Regions from separate parts of the Homo sapiens genome. Here region 1 is linked to region 2. The links are chromatin contacts, found by Hi-C or POLR2A ChIA-PET in ENCODE. All regions are on one chromosome and are shown on one strand. Each heading gives the region's core, a stretch centred on a gene start or an enhancer-like site at or near the end of the contact. The rest is flanking DNA. Distances are from core to core; before and after follow the strand shown.

What was found. A loop is a pair of places that touch in the nucleus more often than their neighbours do. ChIA-PET counts read pairs that join two places held with the same protein, here RNA polymerase II (POLR2A). Pooled maps may share reads with other maps.
Region 1: a pooled map shows a loop between it and region 2 (3-fold over the local background). The contact joins two enhancer-like sites. A Hi-C loop is called at or near these places in 1 of 168 maps with a recorded cell type or tissue (lower leg skin) and 5 of 50 pooled maps. POLR2A ChIA-PET finds 5 or more read pairs at or near these places in 1 of 52 experiments (CD4-positive, alpha-beta memory T cell).

The regions. Positions count from the first base shown.
Region 1 is chr20:41,230,332-41,235,588 of GRCh38, reverse strand. All of the region lies in intron 2 of ZHX3 (zinc fingers and homeoboxes 3), which reads left to right. Among named protein-coding and RNA genes, the nearest start is that of MIR6871, 64 kb to the right of the region's middle. Within about 2 kb of position 3,153, at least 14 of the 41 ENCODE cell types and tissues checked have a DNase peak (open chromatin) inside an H3K27ac peak, as active enhancers do.
Region 2 is chr20:41,045,676-41,051,473 of GRCh38, reverse strand. All of the region lies in intron 2 of TOP1 (DNA topoisomerase I), which reads right to left. Among named protein-coding and RNA genes, the nearest start is that of TOP1, 20 kb to the right of the region's middle. Within about 2 kb of position 2,478, at least 8 of the 41 ENCODE cell types and tissues checked have a DNase peak (open chromatin) inside an H3K27ac peak, as active enhancers do.

The sequences.
Region 1 (5,257 bases), core at 1,904-4,403, 180 kb before region 2:
GTTTTTAGCATTAAGGGCTGTTGAATTTTGTCAAAGGCCTTTTCTGCATCTATTGAGATAATCATGTGGTTTTTGTCTTTGGTTCTGTTTATATGATGGATTACATTTATTGATTTGCATATGTTGAACCAGCCTTGCATCCTAGGTATGAAGCCAACTTGGTCATGGTAGATAAGCTTTTTGATGTGCTGCTGGATTCGGTTTGCCAGTATTTTATTGAGGATTTTTGCATCGATGTTCATCAGGGATATTGGTCTAAAATTCTCTTTTTTTATTGTGTCTCTGCCAGGCTTTAGTATCAGGATAATAAAACATGTTTTCTATTCTACCTTTTTCTTGGCCATGTTTTTTAGCTATACACAGCCGGTTTTTTTGTTTGTTTGTTTTGTTGTTGTTGTTTGCCATAGAACCAACATTTTGGCACTACCCCCCACTCCCAGCCATGTGTGCACATACACACACACACACCGAGTTTGCTGCAAGTACAGCATTACAATAATTCAAAATTATAACTGTCTCTCATGGAAAAGAGGCTGCCTGCTGGTTTGGCATGGGGATAAGTGAACTAGCTGAACTATACTCATTTCCTACTAAACAATGTATAGCTGAATGCAAGTGAGAGAGACTTACAAGGACAACCTTGAACTATCTGCCAGTTTGTTCAAAACAAAACCAAAGAAACTTACCAACTCTTGTATTTCATGTCAGCAGTGACAAAGGCTTACTGAGCTCCCCAGTAGGTGCCTGGCCCTGCATGCTGCTTCTAGAATGCCAGCAGGAAGGCCTGGCCGAGCAGCCAGCTGGCTGTGGAGCCCTTATTCTAAGACTATGCTGCCACTTTCTTGTGACACTGGAGTCAAAAGCAAAAAGGGGCTTGCAGCCAGTAACCAAAGGGCTGTATTCAAGCAGTGACCTATTTTTACACTGTAATCGGGTTGGGTTTCCCTTTTTCCCTCGCGAGGCAGTAATCTCAAATTCTTCTGAGTGCTCAAGAAGCCAGTTCCCTGTTACCTTTTTGGCTTAGTTGTTTTTCACTTTGACATAGGTCACTCTTAACTTGAGGACAGGAATATCTGTCCCTTTTCCCTGATTTGAGGGTAGGAGTTGGTTTATGTGTATAAAATGGAGAGATAGGAAAACATGAACCAAGGTAAGGAGGATAGATGGCTTCTGAGGAGGAACAAAACCAGGTGAACTAGATAGACAAAGGTATTTGGGATCATAGGTCCAAGGTTCTGCCCTTTCAAACCCTAATCACACATATGAACTAATTACTTAGCTTAGTCATCAAATTTTGCTTGTGCTTCATATGTGCTGAGTGTCAGAGGCGTAGTAATAAAAAGGTAGAACTCTTGCCTCAGCCCACAGTTTTGTGGGGGAGGAATCTTGTACCCACAATTGCAATGCAGTGCCACCAGTGCAACAGGGAAGTTGGGCCCGAGTGAGGCTGTTAGATGTTGCTGGGGAGGGGGCACCAAGAAGGGTATCAGAGGAATTCCTCCTAAGCTTCTTAGTCAGACCCTTTGCTACTCCAGCCTGTCTCGCTTCCATCAGATCAGTGCCTAGTCTGTACTGCGTTTTTTGTTTGCTTGTTTGTTGCCATTTAGGTCTGTGCTATGTACAATCTGCAAGGGTGAGTTCTTCAGGTGGGATTTTCATGTCTCTTCAAGGAGACCTTTGGGACTGGAGGACAGTGTGCCACATGGCTCCATTCTTCAAAAGGTGACATGTCTTGGGACTTTATGCCTAGGATGATACATATTCCTGTCTTGTCTGCCTGGACAACTTCTTTTCATCCTTTAAGACTTGTTTTTAGCATAAGTCCTGCTCTCACAGGATGTAAGTTCTGTTCTGATGTCCTGATAGTTCTTGTCCGGTCTCTCCATTGCCTTTTTCCTCTGTTCTTGGCATGTAGAGCCTTGAGCTTCAACTCATGCTTCAGCTGATCTATTTACACCCGTATCTATCCATGTTCCCCTACTGCACTGTGAATCTCAGACACAGGGCATATGTTTTATTCACCTAGGACATACCAGTTGCTTAGCAATGGTGAGTCACATGAAGGAAGTATGTGTGTCATGTGAATGAAGTTCCCATCTGGCAACAAGATGGCTAAAGATACTGAGAGGGCTGCAAAAGATTCTTGATTGGGTCTCAAACTTTTTGAGCTCATTGAATGTCTTTTGTACTTAAAAGGATATTAGGAAGGTTTTGCAGCATAAAGCCTAGGAGGATGTAAAAAGTGGCCGGCTGGGATTTGGCAGACAGAGATCAGTAAAGAAGGGTGTATACACCACAACATAGCAGGGAGAATGTCTAAGGGAACACCCCCATTTAGGTGTTGCTTAACTTTTATATGTAATGTACTCCTGAACACAGGGCAAAATTCACATTATCTGGCAGATGTTATCATGTCTCAGCATTGCATGGTCATGTGCCAGCTAGTTGTATCAGAGTCTGAATTCAGCATTCAAAAGGTGATTGGGAAGAATCCAAGTTTGCTATAGGCAGAAGTTGAGGTTGCTTGTGTAACAGGCTTCCTGGTACCTCCTGGTAACAGGGAGAAATGCATCGCAGGTGCTTGATAAAGATGGATGTAGCGATTAAACGAACCCTAAGACCAGCCTTGTGTAAGTTTCTCCTGACTCTGTCATGGTTTGGAGCTTACATTTTGAAAAATACTGATACATATCAAGAATTTTCCAGCCGGGCGTGGTGGCTCATGCCTGTAATCCCAGCACTTTGGGAGGCCGAGGCGGGGGGATCACGAGGTCAGGAGATCGAGACTATCCTGGCTAACACGGTGAAACCCCGTCTCTACTAAAAATACAAAAAATTAGCCGGGCGAGGTGGTGGGCGCCTGTAGTCCCCCGCGGGAGGCTGAGGCAGGAGAATGGCGTGAACCCGGGAGGCGGAGCTTGCAATGAGCCGAGATTGCGCCACTGCACTCCAGCCTGGGCGACAGCGAGACTCCGTCTCAAAAAAAAAAGAAGAATTTTCCTAGATTAGAAGACAGCTATGTACACCAGAGGGTGCTGTGTTTCAATTTTCATATCTCTTTCTTTTCCACTCCTGTGGTTGTATGCTACGTGATTCATTTGAGGACTAGCCAGTTGAGAATTTGCCCTCAACAAAGGACTGTTGAAGACCTGAACACACCCTACCCACTTGCTGCTTTCCCAGCATAACAGATGAGTTCAGACATGGCTACACCACACACTCCCCAGGTCTGCTTTGCTGTATACTAGTTCTTAACCATTGAGTTCTTTGTTTAAAACTAGACCTTTTTTTTTTTTTTATGCTGCAGCGTAAGTCCATTTTCAATATTCTTTCTCTGGTGAAAATGGAGACCATCTGGTCATCATTCTCTGTGTAATAACAATGATTGAAGATGGTTATTAAGTCACCCTTCGGCCTTTTCTCTTGCCTAGGCAAAATTGTCTTCGTTTCTGTGGCCATTACCCATAAATCTCATTTTCCAACCCTTTAATCATCTTGGTGGCTTCCTTTGAAAACAACTTCAAAGGCTGTTTCACTGCCTCTATTTTGGTGGGGTCTGGGCTGTCAGCGTCTAATGGTACGGAATGTGGTTGTTTTAACCATCTAGTTTCCATAGCTAGTTTCCACATCTCCAGGCCAATCACTATCATTAACCATTAGGAGGTGCTTTACCATCTTTTCACTGTGATATACTTTATAAATATTATTGATTAATGTGTTGCTTTGACTGAATACAAATTTTAGCTTGTGAATAATTTTAGCTGTTGGCTGATAGAATTTTACACCCTTGTTTATGGCATTTGAGGTTCTTTTCTAAGCTATTTGATTCTAAGTGAATATGTTATCTCTTATTAGAGGATATGTTAATTTTCCTGCATTTTATTCATTTATTAACTTAACATCTCTGATTGCCTACCATGTGTCAGGCTCTGTACTAAGGATTGAGGACCCAAAGATGAACAAAACATGGGGCCTAATTCAAAGATTTCACAATCTGGAGAGAAAGTCAGCCACATACAAAAAAATTATAAGGTAGAATGTGCTATAAAAAATGATTTAGGTACAGTGGAAGTTTAGAAAGGCTTCACTAAAGATGTCGTATTTGAATTGGGTCTGAGCATGAATTAGTCTTCAGGTGAGGGAGGGGGTTAAAGAAAACTCTAATGAAGGAACTCTAGTATGTGTGAAGGCAAGGAGGCTGGTGTGTTTAGGTTGCAGCAAACCAAGTACAACCAGGCTTGGACTTGAGTGACTGGAAAGACAGGAAGATGCCATGCTGAGAAAAACTGCCCATGCCAAGCTGAGAAATGTTCAGCAGAAACATAAGGTGAGCTGCATATGTCATTTAAAATGTTCTAGGAGCCACATTTTTAAAAAATCAAAATTAACAAGTCAAAAAATAAAAAGCAATGGGGGGAGATTAAATGCATATTACTAAGTGAAAGAAGCCAATCCAAAAAGGCTACATACCTGTATGATTCCAACTATATGACATTCTGAAAAAGGCAAAACTATAGAGACAGTAAATGATCAGTGGTTGCCAGGAGTTAGGGAGGAGGGAGGGATGAACAGGCAGAGCACAGAAGATTTTTAGAGCAGTAGAACTATTTTGTATGATATTATAATATTGTAGATACATATCATTATAAATTTGTCCAAACCCATAGAATGTACACCAAGAGTGAACTCTAATGTAAACTGTGGACTTTGGGTGATAATGATGTGTCAGTGTAGATTGATCAGTTGTAACAAATGTACCATTCTGGTGGGGAATGTTGATAATGGAGTAGGCTATGCATGTGTGGGGCAGTGGGTATATGGGAAATATCTATACCTTCTGGTCAGTTTTGCTGTGAACTTGATCTAAAAAATAGCCTACTAAGAAACACAAGTCAAATTAATTTTAATAATACATTTTATTTAACCCAATTTATCAGAAATACTAATATTTTAACATGTAATTGATATAAAAGTTATTAACTAGATATTTTACTTTTTTTGGTACTGAGTCTTTGAAATCTGGTCTGTATTTTACATTTACAGTACATCTCAATTCACATTAGCCACATTTCAGATACTCAGTACATACATGAGTACCTATGGCTAGTGGCTGCTGTGTTGGACAGGGCAGGTCTTGAAACCTGGACTTGCCTGACTCAGAAGCCTCAATTCTCAGCCACAGTGATATCCTGCTCCCTAAGTACTATAATGATAAACACAAGAGGAGAGGAGCTTTCAGATGATCATCTAATCCCAT
Region 2 (5,798 bases), core at 1,229-3,728:
AAAAGGATAAGTCATCAGCACAGAATACTGACTGTTTTATCAACTATTCCATGATCTTAAAGCTTTTAGGGTAATCAGATCAGGGCAGGAAGAAGAGTCCTTTGCTGCCTTATAAGCAAAGGCAGAGAGCTTTCTGATATAAAGGAGACTCTTTGCCATGTTTTGAGCCAGTCCCCTTTACACTGCCTTTTGATGATAGATTTGAGACTTAGGGCAGCTGTATAATATGATGGGCTCCTCCTTCAAAGATAATCATCAAGTCAAGTGTATGGGGAATGGAGGTGTGGCATAGTTACACAATCAAAACCTACCTTCTCCAAAAAGACACTCACAATATAACTTCTGTCAAAGATAATCTCTGCTCTTCTCTGACATACAAATATACAACTAGCGCATAAGGAAAGTGAACACTAGAACCACTTGAGTGAACACAATGGGTGAATAAATTATTTAAAGAAAATATTTATCACCTCATTATTAAAACTCTTGTACTGGGGCAAACCCTTACATCTTCTACTTCCTCCCTGACTTTCAAACCCATATCACATCCCCAAAAGCAGAAGTTTTAAAAAAATCAACATTCTCTTTAACACTCTATACCCAGTATGTTCTAATACTTTTAAAAGAAGATGGCTTCTGTCTAGGACAGATAACAAGCTGGTCTTGAGTGATAAAAAACTGGCATCCAGGAGTGCAGTAAATATCAGGGGTGTGTGAATCTCCCAGGAACTTAATGCAAAACTAAAGGCAGTGAAAAAGCCTGAAAACTTGTCATCATTAAAAGGGGAATGGTTGAGGAGTAAAAACAAGTATTCCCCAACTGTTAGGGGAGAGGGAAGGGCATATTTCTTTTTACTCCTCAAATTCAGACTATACCAACGTTGGTCCAGTTTCAATCCAGGACACCCTGTCTGTGAGCCATCTTAATGGTGGCTGGTTTCAATTTGTAGCCTACAGAAGAGTCCTTATCACTACTTTACAGCAATTCTCAAGGAGAACATTTCCAAAATTCCAGGGCATAGTTAACAGCCTTTCAAAGTAAGCAGGACAGAGACTGTTTCTGGCTAAAGGCCCAAAGAGCTCTGGAATTCAAAAGGAAAGAAAACTGCTGGGAGGATTCAGCTCTAAAGAAACCCTTAAAAAACTGATGAATGAGGGCTGGGAGCAGTGGCTCATGCCTGTAATCCCAGCACTTTGGGAGGCCAAGGCAGGTGGATCACCTGAGTTCAGGAGTTCAAGACCAGCCTGACCAACACGGTGAAAGCCCATCTCTACTAAAAAATACAAAAATTAGCCGGGCATGGTGATGCACACCTGTAATCCCAGCTACTTGGGAGGCTGAGGCAGGAGAATCACTTGAACCCGGAGGCGGAGGTTGCAGTGAGCCAAGATCGTGCCATTGCACTCCAGCCTAAGCAACAAGAGTGAAACTCTGCCTCAACATAAAACAAAACAAAAGAATGAGAGAAGAGACTAGTAACATTTCCAATTTTTAAAGTCCACATGACCATTTATTCTCCCTAAATGTGTATTGCATATAAACAAGAATTTTTGTCATGGACCTGTTCATCATTGAAACTATGGGATTCCCCTGTTAGGGACCTCAACTTGAAAGCTAACAAAACAAACAAAAAAAAAATCTCTAGCTAAGAAGATGGCAGACAAGTATAAATAGTTCTTCTGTCCTTAAGGAAGTTGGGATTCACAATATTCATTTGTTCAAGTATTTACTGAGTGCCACTTAAGTGTTGAAATACAACTCAGCCCCAAAACTGAGTCCCTGCCCTCATCAAGTTTCATAATAAGCATAATACCCACCTGACCGCGCCATCCCAACAGTAGCAGCTGCTGACTGAGTAACTTTGAAAAGGGAGAGGGAAAGGGTCCCCCTAACTGCCCAAGTTTCACTGGACTTGCCTCCATGAAGTTCCAGAATCAGCCTCTAATGTTACCGTTGGAAAAGACCCTCATAAGAAGTTACAAAGACCAAGTTCAAGACAGGGTCAAACTGAATTAAATGAAAGTTGCCAATTATTTTGCAAAGTGTGGTCTTTCTTTTCAATATTCAAAACTTGGGGAAATACCATCGGAAACTTAGAAGTGCACTGCATTAAAAGACTCAGAGTTGCTCAAAGACCCAATTTTGTTATCACCTCTGCAACACAACTTCAAATTTCTAAAACCTGTCACTACAATTTCCAAAGTGCCCAAGTGTTCAGAAGAAATGCCACAAACTGACTTAAAAACACTTCAAGAATTAGGTTCTTAAACATCAGCAGCTGTGTGAGATTAGTGGTCAGCTATTATCCTTAAAGGCTTTGCCATGGAAAAGACACACAAGAAGGAGGCTATTCGTCTACTTTACGCCTCAAACTGACACACACACAAAAGGGTTAAATGATCAGAGAATGTTTTCTCTTCCAGGCCACTTCCGCATTTAAATTTCTTTTATGGCTTTACAACACCACAATTACCTTAATCTGTCTCTCCACAACCCCTTCCTGTCTTATTTTACAACCTTCTCTCCTTACCTTAATCTGTCTCTCCACAACCACTGTCTTATTTTACAGCCTTCTTTCCCATCCCACTCCTTCCATTATGGTCCTTAAATTCAAGTTCATCTTCTTATCTTCCTCTGGTTCTCATTTCCAGGGACCAATTAATTATATTTAAAAATCAAAAAAATAATTCAGACTTCAGTGATAGGACCGACAAACTGTCTTTCAGAGAAGTATGTTACTTGATCTACAAGAAGGTCTTCTGATCTGGAGATTCTAGGCGCAATTAGAGCCAGAACAGACTGTTCATTGTTTTATTATTATGCCAAAAACTAAGTGACAGATTTAAAAGTCAATTTCACTTTCTAATAGTAAGAAGACACGCTTAGAGCAACTCCTTTAATGCAATGTCCTGGTGGGGTTTTAGATAACTTATTTCTCAGCTTTGGGTCTCAGTTTTCTGATCTATAAAATGACCTTTATTGACCCCTTACGTCTGGTCACATGAATTCTATGAATTTTAAAAATTGTCTTGGCCCATGTGGATTTAGGTAAAAGGAAAATTTTAAATGCTTGAGTGCAGTGGTTCTCAAGTATTCCTGTGTATAAGCCCTGGTACTTGGAATCATCCTCAGATATTTTAACACAAGCTCTCCAGGTAACTATAATCCACTGTCCAGAACCATATTTTGAAGAAACCCTGCATTATTATTTCTTATTCCTGAGTCTTCTGAGCAATATTAATAGCAAATACGAGCCACCTACAAAAATTCATGTGCTGCTGATTTTATTTTCAGTTTCTATTCCAATTGGGTCTCTCTGTTCCTTTAAAAGGCAGGCATGTGCTGAGTCAGCCTCTGGGGAATTTTTTTTTTTTTTTTTTAATTTATAGCCTAGACTATTGAGTCTCTACAATTGAGGAAGAAAGAGGTTGTTCTCACCTGCTACTCTTCCAACCCCTATTTGAAAGGAAGAAGGAAAAGCTACTTAAGGGGTGGCACAGCTACTCTAACTTAGATAATAAGGAGGGGGTTAGTCAAGCTCTTTAAAATAGAAGTTTTCTTCGTTGTCTGGACGCTAATGGGTGGAGTCATGCTTAGACAGAGACAGGTAACTGAGTCCTGCCAGTGGGGCTCAGATGCCTTTGGGAGCTAGAGGCTACATACCAAGAGTCCTGGTGAGCTTCCTGTGATACACACAAGCACATTCAATCAGGTCAGCAAACTTTTTCTGTGAAGGGCCAGGTACTAAATACACCTTGTAGCCCATTCAAGTTCCACTGCAAGTATTCAATTCTGCCACAGTAGCACAAAAACTACCACAGATTACATGTAAATGAATGAGCATGGCCACATTCTAGTGAACTTTATTTATGGACACTGGAATTTGTATTTCAAATGATTTTCCTGTGTCATGAAGTAATACTCTCCTTTCAATTTTTTTCCTCCAACTACATTCTGAGAAATGTGTCATTAGGCGATTTTGTCATGCAAACATCATAGTGTGCTTACACAAACCTAGATGGTATAGCCTACTACCGCCTAGGCTATATGGTATAGCCTGTTGCTCCTAGGCTACAAACCTGTACAGCATGTTACAGTACTGTAGGAAACTGTAACACAGTGTTAAGTATTTGTGTATCTGAACGTATCTGCAACACAGAAAAGAGGCAGTAAAAATACCACCTTCTATCTTATGGGACCATCATTATATAAGTGGTCTATTGTTGACAGAAATCTTGTTATGTGGCACATGCCTAAATTTAAAAATACAAAACCATTCTTAGTTCGTGGACCACACAAAAGCAGGTGTAGTTTGCAGAACACTGCGCTAGTACTAACTAGAAAGTATCCGCAATGTCTCCTGTAGAAAGGTGTCTTACTCAAGCTCAGGGTCTAAATGAAGAATATCCTCCCTGACTTACCTACAACTCCCGTCTAACACACCTCAGCTTTCTGCTAACTTGTTCTCGTCTCTCTTCTCTCCCTGCACACAGCTCATGAATGGCCAATCAACTTGACTTGAAAGTGGTTAAAATCTACCTCACTCTGCAAAACTAAGTGAGTCACATGAGAACTCTGAAGAGAGGCCAATGACTGGCCCACTGCTAATTCTGCTTCTTAAGCAGCAAGCTGGTTAAATTTGTTATTTATTCCCCTTGAAGTGGGAACAACATCATACTTGTTCACAAAATGCTAACCACCTCTGATGAAATTCCTTAGTAAATAAGCAGACTTCAGGAACCCTTATAAAATAAGGTTTCTAGTTAATCCTTAGTTAACAAAAAGATCCTTTTTCTTGAATACTCAAATAGGTTTTACTGATTTCTGGAACAACTGGGTCCAAGCACAAGCTGAACTGCTAAAAAATAAACTATCCAGGGGGCTTTGCTGCAAAGGCAAGCAAGCTTCCCTTAATAGGGAAAGAATTACATTAAAGTGCAGCAGAGCCTGCATTTAGTCTGTTAAGGACACATCATAAGTGAAGAGATGGGCGCCCCCAGTCTGATGGGTAATTCCACCACAGCCCAGAATTCTCAGGAGGCAACTAAGTCACCCCAGGTCCCCCTTTACCTTGTTTTGTATCACAACTAAGAACTCAGGCTGTGGCATGAGGTAGGCCTAGATTAGCCTCCCTGCTCTGTGGCTTAGTTATAACTATATAGCCTTGAGCTAGTTACTTTACTTAAACCGTGAGATTCAATTTCTTCAAAAGTAAACTGGCCCAGTGAACATTACTGGAAATAGTAATGTTAACTACCTCAGGATTGATAAATGAAAGCTTAGAATTCTTAAGACGCTGCCTAGGGCATTAAAAATGTTCAAATATCAGCTATTTATTTCATTCCTATTCATTTTCTCCTTGCATCCCACGAAAACTGATCACAACTTGAAGCTAAACCTGGAGGAATCTGGATCTATTCCCAGTCCTTAAGCAATTTACTCAAGTTGGTATCTAAGACCTTATATGACAGTGGTCCTCATAGTGGTCAAAGCTACAATCGGATTTTGTTCCATCAGACTAATATATGTCTAGCTAACTGTGAGCCAGATTACTTATAAGATGCAGCCTACACTGGTCATGAGCGTGCAAGTGAGAAGATAACCCCAGATGGCATACAGCAGCTGAGTTCTGATCTGCTTTTACTATAAGCAACACCTTGCATGAATTAGCCTCTTGGGTGCTATTTGGTAGTCTACAATCTTTGATTCTCTACCACTTATAGTAGGATATTGACTTATTACTGATAACAATTTAACAAATAGAAATAAATTACCTTCTTGTTATAGGCAACATGCT